3 separate regions of the Homo sapiens genome follow, and all the other regions are linked to region 3. The links are chromatin contacts, found by Hi-C or POLR2A ChIA-PET in ENCODE. All regions are on one chromosome and are shown on one strand. Each heading gives the region's core, a stretch centred on a gene start or an enhancer-like site at or near the end of the contact. The rest is flanking DNA. Distances are from core to core; before and after follow the strand shown.

Region 1 (2,700 bases), core at 71-2,570, 380 kb before region 3:
AGTTATTGTGCCTCTCAGTTTCCATTATTTAAAAATGGGTACATTAAGCAGTTCCCTCATGAAAAACCAAATAAAACTATACCATCCAACTAACCAAGAGAAGTCTTGAAAATTTAGTTTAATATAATCAAGTTTGGCATATTAGATTTGCTATGGGGATTCAGGGTTTAGCCTTATAGATGGGTCTAGGGGTTTGATTCTAAGTTTATGTCACAGACACTAATTATTCTTCAAATAAATGTGGAGTACCTTAGAATTATGATTTATTTTATGCTAATTAAGTCAGGTTTCGAGTTCAGCATTCTTATAAAACAAACATTTATATGATGAATAGTTATATATGTAGGTAAAAATAAAACTTAATAAACTCTAAAATGCTCTCTCCTTGCCTGGCTTAGTTTGTACTTAACAACTAGAGTTTTATTTTAAATTAACATTTTCTATTTTAATATGCATGTGTATATGGAAGCAGATTAAAAATATTTTAAAATACTAATTTTGTGAAAGCTTTTAATGTTTGTCTGTACATAGGCACATTATAAATTTGTACCTATATCGAAACTGTAATTTTTTTTTTTACTGTTTAAAGTGTGTAAGTTGACAATAAATCACCAATGTTTTGTAAGCCAGTAAGCAGAGTTACATCTGGCCAACGTGAATTCACATACTCCTCCAGTCAATTAGCCCATGACCATTAATTAATATAAGATTTTAGAGGCAAAAAATGTAAACAAAATTAAACAAAACAGTAAAACATTTAAACCATAATATATCCCAGTCATTGTCATAGGAAAATGTGGGTAAGTGTAATGTTTTGCAGTCATGAAAATAAAGGACAAGAAGGGGTGTGGCCTTCCCTTCACCTTATGTAACAAATAATTCAGTTTTTTAAAAGTGTCATTTATGGAATGATGGTCAATGGTGGATATTGGAGTAATGCAAAGAGTCTTGGAGGATCATATTTTATTCCATGAAATTAGGAAGAACATGCAGGACTGTTAGATTACAAAGCAACGTAAAATACCTGGCAGGGGGTGCTTCATTTAAAAGTTATACTAGAATTGATTTACAGGTATTAAAAGTGTCTTATGTTCCCCTTATTCTATTTAAGGTACCTCTGATTACCCAACCATGGGTTTCAAAGGGGAATTAAAAATTATACATCATAATTTTAAGAAATGCTTAGCAGCAGCTGCTGAGCTCTGTTTCATTGTGATGCAAAGCTTGTCAGCTGGATTATTAACAGTGATTACTCAGGGTCACAAACCATATATCCTCTAGCTTCCTGCTTAATGCTCAAGTTTACATGAAACAGAAGCATGCAAGGATGTCATCTTCATGTAATTGCTATGTCATTACAGGGTAATTACATGTATCTTTGGAGACATGGCTGTGTTTGGAATTTGTAGAAAAAATGGGCAAATTCACCAGTAATTACAAAGCAGCAATCACTGTGGCAACATGGAATAGCCTGCTGCATTTTATATTTGCCATAATATAAAATGATGCAAGTATTTTACAACATCTATTTCATCACACAGAGCCTACATTTTGTCAAAGATATGAGTTGTTCCTTTACAGCAAGGGTGGTGAATTTTATTGTCAGTTGTTAAAGAATTGGCAAAGTGTTCTTTTTTTATTTTTAATGTAGATGAGACTTAGATGAAGTTCAAAGTTTCCAAGATTAGTGCCTTATTCTGTGAAAGTGAATGGGGTAAATATCCCTTCATTTTCATTAGTGCTTTCTATACAAAATGGTATTAAGATTAACTCTCAATTACTTGTGATGTATCCTTTCGAATTTAACAGTCCTGCCGCAAGCCCTTTAGGAATCTTAATTGTGGAAAATAGCAAATAGGTTCATGCTGTCTCATAGGGCAAACCTTAGCAAAGGAGCCAGAGGCTTCCAACGGCCCTGAGAGGGCAAACTCCAGCCTAGTGCACAGGCAGCCCCAGTACCACTGTCCTCAGCGCCTCAAGCAGGGTAAGTGAAATCTACAGCTTTTTAAGGAAATTGTTATTAATTCATTGTGTGCATATAAGCACTACAGATAAAAGATAGACCTTAGTACCTATCAGCTAGCTAAATTTTTCTATTCATTCTTGAAACACAATTTTCTTCTTTAGAAAAGGGCAATAATTTAAGAAATTATGGTGGGTGAGGGAACAATCTAGCTAATATTACTTTTTATTTTATTTTATTTTTTGAGATGGAGTCTCGCTCTGTAGCCCAGGCTGGAGTGCAGTGGCGCTATTCTCTCAGCTCACTGCAACCTCTACCTCTCGAGTTCAACTGATTCTCCTGCCTCAGCCTTCTGAGTAGCTGGGATTACAGGCACAGGCCACCACGCTCAGCTAATTTTTTATCTCTTTCAGTAGAGATGTGGTTTCACCATGTTGGCCAGGCTGGTCTCAAACTCCTGACCTTAAGTGATCCACCTGCCCGGGCCTTCTAAAGTGCTGGGATTACAGGCATTAGCCATTGCACCTGGCCTAATGTAGCTAACTTTAATAGTACCTAGGAATGCACTCCTTTGTGTTCACCAAGTACTTCGCTTGGTTTCAAGTACAAAATACTAAATAGAAACAGGTTTACCTCGATAAAATGGAATTTTCCAAAAGTTTATAATTTTAATTAATAAACTTTCTAGAAATGGAGAGGAAAACTCTTCTTGATTTTTAAAAGTAAAAATAAATACA
Region 2 (2,700 bases), core at 126-2,625, 300 kb before region 3:
AGAAGTGAGATAGCAGTTACACGAGAAGCAGATTTATGTGTCATGTATACAAATCAATAACAAAACTAAGTTTCTTAAGTCTTTCTAGTAATCATGGGAAGAAATATGTAACATGTATTCTGGAGGCATGGACGAGAGATACTCAGTGACTGGTGACTAGATGTTAGAAAGTAGCCTCTCGGCTATGAGTCAAGGACCATATATTAAGTGATCTTTACATCCTAAACAGGGCTTAGCATAGGATGTGCACATATTAGTTGCTACTTAAATGCTTTCTAATATATTGATTTGCTAAGCAGACTGATAATGCAGATAAAATTTCACAGGCATTACTTGACTTTGCAAATACTTTTCAGAATTCAAATAAATTATTTATGTACTACCCATGAATTAGAGACTATCCATTCATTATCATATAAATTATATTACTTGATTTCCTTGCTGAAAATCTTCCAGTGGCTTCCTGTTGCCTATAGGACCTAAACAATTTGGCATTTGCTCATCTCTCCTACCTTAATTTCTATCACTTTCCACCTTGAGTATTCCATACTGTACTTTCTATTTCTCTTCAGGGTCTTTACACTCACTGTTTCTCTTTTTGGAATGTTCTTCCACAGATATTTCCGTGGCCCACTCTTTCACATCCTTTAACTTTTGTTCTGATATTCTGACCTCTCAGATCACCTCTTCCTAAAGTGGCTGTCTTCTTATTCTCTTTCCCTTACCCTGATTCATTTTTCTTCATGGTATATATCACTGCCTGAAATTATATTTATTGTTTTGGTGTGTCAAGTTCAGTACCTGGTATATAATGCCCACTAAACATTTTCCTAAAAAAAATCAATTTTTCTAATCAATATGTTTGAGTGCTATAGACCAAAGGGTTGGTCGGTTGTCAGGCAGGTAAGCAGACCCTGTATAAGACAACAGGGTGTGGCGGGAGCAGCAACCATGTGTGAACAGTTTAGGCTTGATTAAGAGGTATGCAAATAAAAAATAAGTAAAATGTTGTGTCGACCAAATAAGATATATCTGGGGACCAGATTGGGCCCAACTGTTTTGGGTTTACATAAGTTACACAATAAATAGCAGTGACTATCTCGTGATAGTTTTGGAGAAAATACTGTTTTCTATAAATATGTATTTCCACTTCTCTCTTTTCCTTTTTTTTCATCTTATCACACTTAGTATTTTTTCCTTCAGATGTAAAGGTGAATTAGCACGGTGTATGCACTCAATACTGTCTGTTCAGCTCCCTAATGATATGAACAGTGAATGCAAATGTAAACCTATCTGTAGGTTTTCTAATCACAGAAACAGGAAGCTCCAAATTTAAGAACATAGAATCAGTGATGCAAATGTGTTGGGGGTGGGGGAGCTTGCCAAGGACAGACAGAAAATAGAAAAAGTCACCCTTCACTTCTGATGCCTACTCTCAATCAAGTCTCAGATAGGGGCAATTTCCAGAGAAATGATCATCCTATAGGTATGAATAGGTTAATGAAGCTATAAAGCCTTTGTTTGCCCACCAGACCTGTTTTCTCTTCTCTTCCTGGGAAACTAAGGCTTCTCTTAAGCCATTCTCTGATTCTCTGATATCTTAACTGGTCTGTGATAGGGTTCAGATTCAGTCAATCTATTATCATCTCCTATTTATATTTCTCTGCAATCAATGACCATGCTGTATTGCTTCAGGCTGTGATTCACAATCATAAACTGTAGTTTATATTTATCAACTTCATTTATGAGAAAAATTGGGCACGCAGGATGTAATTACATTGTCATGAGCTGCTAAAGACAAACACTGAGGCTCACACATCAGTGACCACAGAAGTCAGACCCGTTCTCCCCAACAGCTCAGTTTGTGTGTCCAAATCTCTATAGCTCTACTGGCATCTAGGAGCTGCAATTTCCTGTGTGTGTGTTTTAAGTTGCCTTGTTCAGATTTCTAGCAAATTGGAGTAACATTTGGTGATAGAGACGTCCGCATTTTCAATAGAACTTTATATTTTTTTGTGAGACAATGATCAGCCTTGTAGCAGTTGGCCATAATTTAGATTAATTTACAGTGGAGCTGTCAAGTCTAGAATTAACAGAGAAAACCTAGCATAAACTAATCTGTCAGTTCAAGGCACAGACTTCAATCCTTTAATCACAGCTAAACTCTTTTACTTCTGGGGCACCAAAGCTGTCCTCACAGCAGGGTGTTATGGCATGTTTGTAATGTCTGAAGGGTAAAAATATGCTCAAATTGCAGTTCAAATACTGTGTTTTTAAGCAACAGCAGCTTGTAGATGTTGTTAAACTCTCTGCCTTTTTTTTTTTCCTGGAATGATTTGATTATCATCGTAAGGTCCTCTTTAGAATTCCTTACTTTCAAAACAGATACACTAAAATTTAGGCTTTTCTCCCCCATAGGTCAGTGCTCTGTATTAGTTTGGAAAAAGATGACCAGATTTTCAGTGGGCTAGATCAACACTAGAATGCAACAAATGAATTGATTGTAAAGAAAAAGTTTACATTAGACAGACTCATCCAGAACAGGAAACCCCCACTCGTGACCAAATCTATGTGCAAGTGGCCATTTGCTGTTGATTAATTCTAGTCATAGATGTCAAAAAAAAAAAAAAATTAAGTACTATCTCCTCATGCCCATCTATTTTCCAGTGCTCAACTTGAGAGTATCATCTTCTTCAATAA
Region 3 (2,700 bases), core at 15-2,514:
TGCACGTGGGATCTCCCTTTCCCCTCCGACCTCGCTACGCCTCTCCCACGCAGGTCAGGCTGCTTTGGGAGGTAGCTGGGAGAAAAGGCAACGCTCAGTCCTCCATGGCAAAGTCTTTGGTCTTCTCCTCCTGGTCTCCCACTTTGTAGCGCAGCAGCACGCGCAGGCGACGGGGGTTGTCCCGGGAGGGCAGCAGCGTGATCTCTCCTGAAACGTCCGTGTCTTGCTCCACTTGCACCGGCTCGTTCAGGTAGAGGAGCGCCTGTTTCCAGTGAGTGGCCGGGTGAAAAGGCGAGGTGGACAGCACCAGGGGTTTCTCCGACTCCCCTCCAGGGAAGGTCACCTGGAACCAGATGGCAAAGCCATGCATGGGCGCCGAGCCATAGCAGCTGCAGCGGAAGCGCCCGCCCACTCCGGCCTCCAGCTCCTGCTCCAAGCCGGCGCGGGAGAGCTCTAGCTGAGCAAAGCGCTGCGGCCGGGCCAGCACGTCCTCGCCGGACAATCCCTGCACAACGATCTCCGAGTGGCCCATGAGACAGCGCGTGGCGAAGCCCTCCAGGCAGCTCATGTCCACACCATAGTGCTGCTTCACCTGGCTCCAGAAGCCCAGGCGCCATTCCAGCATCTGGTCGCTGATGGGGGCTATGAAGAGCTCGGCGGAGGCCGGCAGGAGAAGACCGCCCTCCTTCAGCCACTTGGTTCGCGCGTGGAGGACGGAGCTCAGCATGGACTCGTGCAGGAGTCCGTAGCCCATCCACTCGCTCACGATGGCATCCACCTGTTCCGGCAACTCTACAGTCTCCACTGGTCCCGGCAGGACGTGCACCCGGTCCTCCAGCCCGTTGAACCGCACCACCTCCCGGGCCTGTTGCCAGATGGCGCTGGCCTCTACCGCGTACACGCGCCGGGCCCCGGCCTGGGCACAGAAGATGCTCAGAATGCCGGTGCCCGCGCCCACGTCCAGTACCGTCTTGCCTCGCAGTGCTGCCCAGTTCCGAAGGATACCCAGGCGGTAGGCATCGGTGCGGACGCGGTCCGCGATCATCTCCTCGTGGACCGAAACGTCCGAGTAGCACTCGTAGTACAGCTGGTCCCGTTCCCGCTTAGTCCTCCGGGGTCGCTCCAGGGCCGCCTCCCGCTCCGCGCCATCTTCCTCTTCAGTTCCCTCCCCTCCTTCGCCGCCGCCCCCCGACTCAAGCTTTCTTTTCTTGGGCTGCGACATCTTGGCCGCTCTGCCCGGCTCCCGGCGGGCGTAGCGCGGCACGGCGCGGGCTCCAGGAAACGGGGGCTTCTGGGACTTGTAGTGCGCGCTCGTCCTTCCTACTTCCTGCGGGGTCGCCCGGCCGGCGGCGCGGAAGGTCTCCTGTGCCTGCTCACGGGAGCTGTTTTGTATTGCTCTTCTGGTGTCCTGGCATCCCTTTTCCCACCCACGACGCCCACATTCTGAGATCCTTTCATTCCCCCTCCCACCCTTAGCTCCTCAGTTTTTTGCTTTCACTCCCTTCCTGAAGTAGGCACGCACACTTAAGACTAATAATCCACCTTTGTTTCTTCTGCTGAACTCACCTCTGTTTTTTTTGTTTGTTTTTCTGTTTTTTGTTTTTTTTGAGAGGGAGTTTCGCTCTTGTTTCCCAGGCTGGAGTGCAATGGCGCGATCTCCGCTCACCGCAACCTCCGCCTCCTGGGTTCAAGCGATTCTCCTGCCTCAGCCTCCCGAGTTGCTGGGATTACGGGCGCATGCCACCAGGGCCGGCTAATTTTGTATTTTTGGTAGACGGGGTTTCTCCCTGTTGGTCAGGCTGGTCTCAAACTCGCGACCTCAGGTGATCCGCCCACCTCGGCCTCCCAAAGTGCTGGGATTACAAGCGTGAGCCACCGCGCCCGGCCTAACTCACCTCTGGTTTTATTCCACCGAATTAACATGGCAGCACCATCCACCCACTACCGCCTTAACTGGACAATTGTAGCTCTTAAAGTGCTCCAGCTGTGGCAATTTAGAAACTGCACTACGCATTTCTTTTTTCTGTTTTCAGTGCAGTTAGAGTGCAAATGTAACAAAATTAAAACCTAACAATGCAAAATCTTGGTTCTGATTCCAGTATGACCACTAATTAGTTGAGTGATTTAGGGCAAATAATAGAACTTCTCTGGCCTTTAGTTGCCCATTCACCCACCAGCGAATCTTCATTGCAGTTGGGGAAGAACTAGGTTTCTGGTTCTACTTAGAAGAATAGTTACTTGGCTTTCGGCTCTGCTCTGATAATTCTGTGGCTCTCTTAAGAGTTAAATCCTGAAAAGTGCAGACTCAAGAGCCATGTGATACAAGCAAACTCGTTGCTAGGTGTATTCTATATATATATGCGTTTTTTTCTCTCAGAAATAACGGAATCAATTTCTTTTAATCACTTTCTCAATGCAATTCATTTTTTCCTGTGTTTTCTTGTCCGGGCAATATTGACACTCTCCTCTTTCTCTTATATTTTTCTTGTAGTCAACCATCAGCTGTTACTCTCTTTTTGTTGTCCATAATGGAAATAAAATATGTTTTTAAATATGTGTGGCATCTGTATGGGTGTCCGTGTTATTAACAAGGTGGGCATAATGCCATTTTCTGCCAGCTTGAAAAAAAAGTCACTCAGAGTAAAATGGATTTTTATTTTCTTGTGGTCTTGAATTATGTCCTTGTAACCAATAGGCCTG

The links. Hi-C counts contacts between places; a loop is a spot of excess contacts on that map. ChIA-PET counts read pairs that join two places held with the same protein, here RNA polymerase II (POLR2A). Pooled maps may share reads with other maps.
Region 1: a map with no recorded cell type shows a loop between it and region 3 (2.3-fold over the local background). The contact joins the enhancer-like site here to the promoter of PRMT6 in region 3. A Hi-C loop is called at or near these places in 2 of 37 single-sample maps with no recorded cell type and 2 of 50 pooled maps. POLR2A ChIA-PET finds 5 or more read pairs at or near these places in 1 of 52 experiments (activated CD4-positive, alpha-beta T cell).
Region 2: a map of OCI-LY7 shows a loop between it and region 3 (4-fold over the local background). The contact joins the enhancer-like site here to the promoter of PRMT6 in region 3. A Hi-C loop is called at or near these places in 1 of 168 maps with a recorded cell type or tissue (OCI-LY7), 2 of 37 single-sample maps with no recorded cell type and 1 of 50 pooled maps.

Annotation. Positions count from the first base shown.
Region 1 is chr1:107,433,056-107,435,755 of GRCh38, reverse strand. The region is part of intron 6 of NTNG1 (netrin G1); the gene reads right to left. Among named protein-coding and RNA genes, the nearest start is that of NTNG1, 290 kb to the right of the region's middle. Within about 2 kb of position 1,320, at least 2 of the 41 ENCODE cell types and tissues checked have a DNase peak (open chromatin) inside an H3K27ac peak, as active enhancers do.
Region 2 is chr1:107,358,291-107,360,990 of GRCh38, reverse strand. The region is part of intron 3 of NTNG1 (netrin G1); the gene reads right to left. Among named protein-coding and RNA genes, the nearest start is that of NTNG1, 220 kb to the right of the region's middle. Within about 2 kb of position 1,375, at least 3 of the 41 ENCODE cell types and tissues checked have a DNase peak (open chromatin) inside an H3K27ac peak, as active enhancers do; they include OCI-LY7, where a contact is called at or near this core.
Region 3 is chr1:107,055,238-107,057,937 of GRCh38, reverse strand. It overlaps PRMT6 (protein arginine methyltransferase 6), which reads right to left and starts at 1,264. Exons shown (of 1, transcript NM_018137.3): 1 at 1-1,264. The coding sequence starts at 1,222. The coding sequence ends at 95. RefSeq lists enhancers at 463-672, 683-812, 823-962, 983-1,032.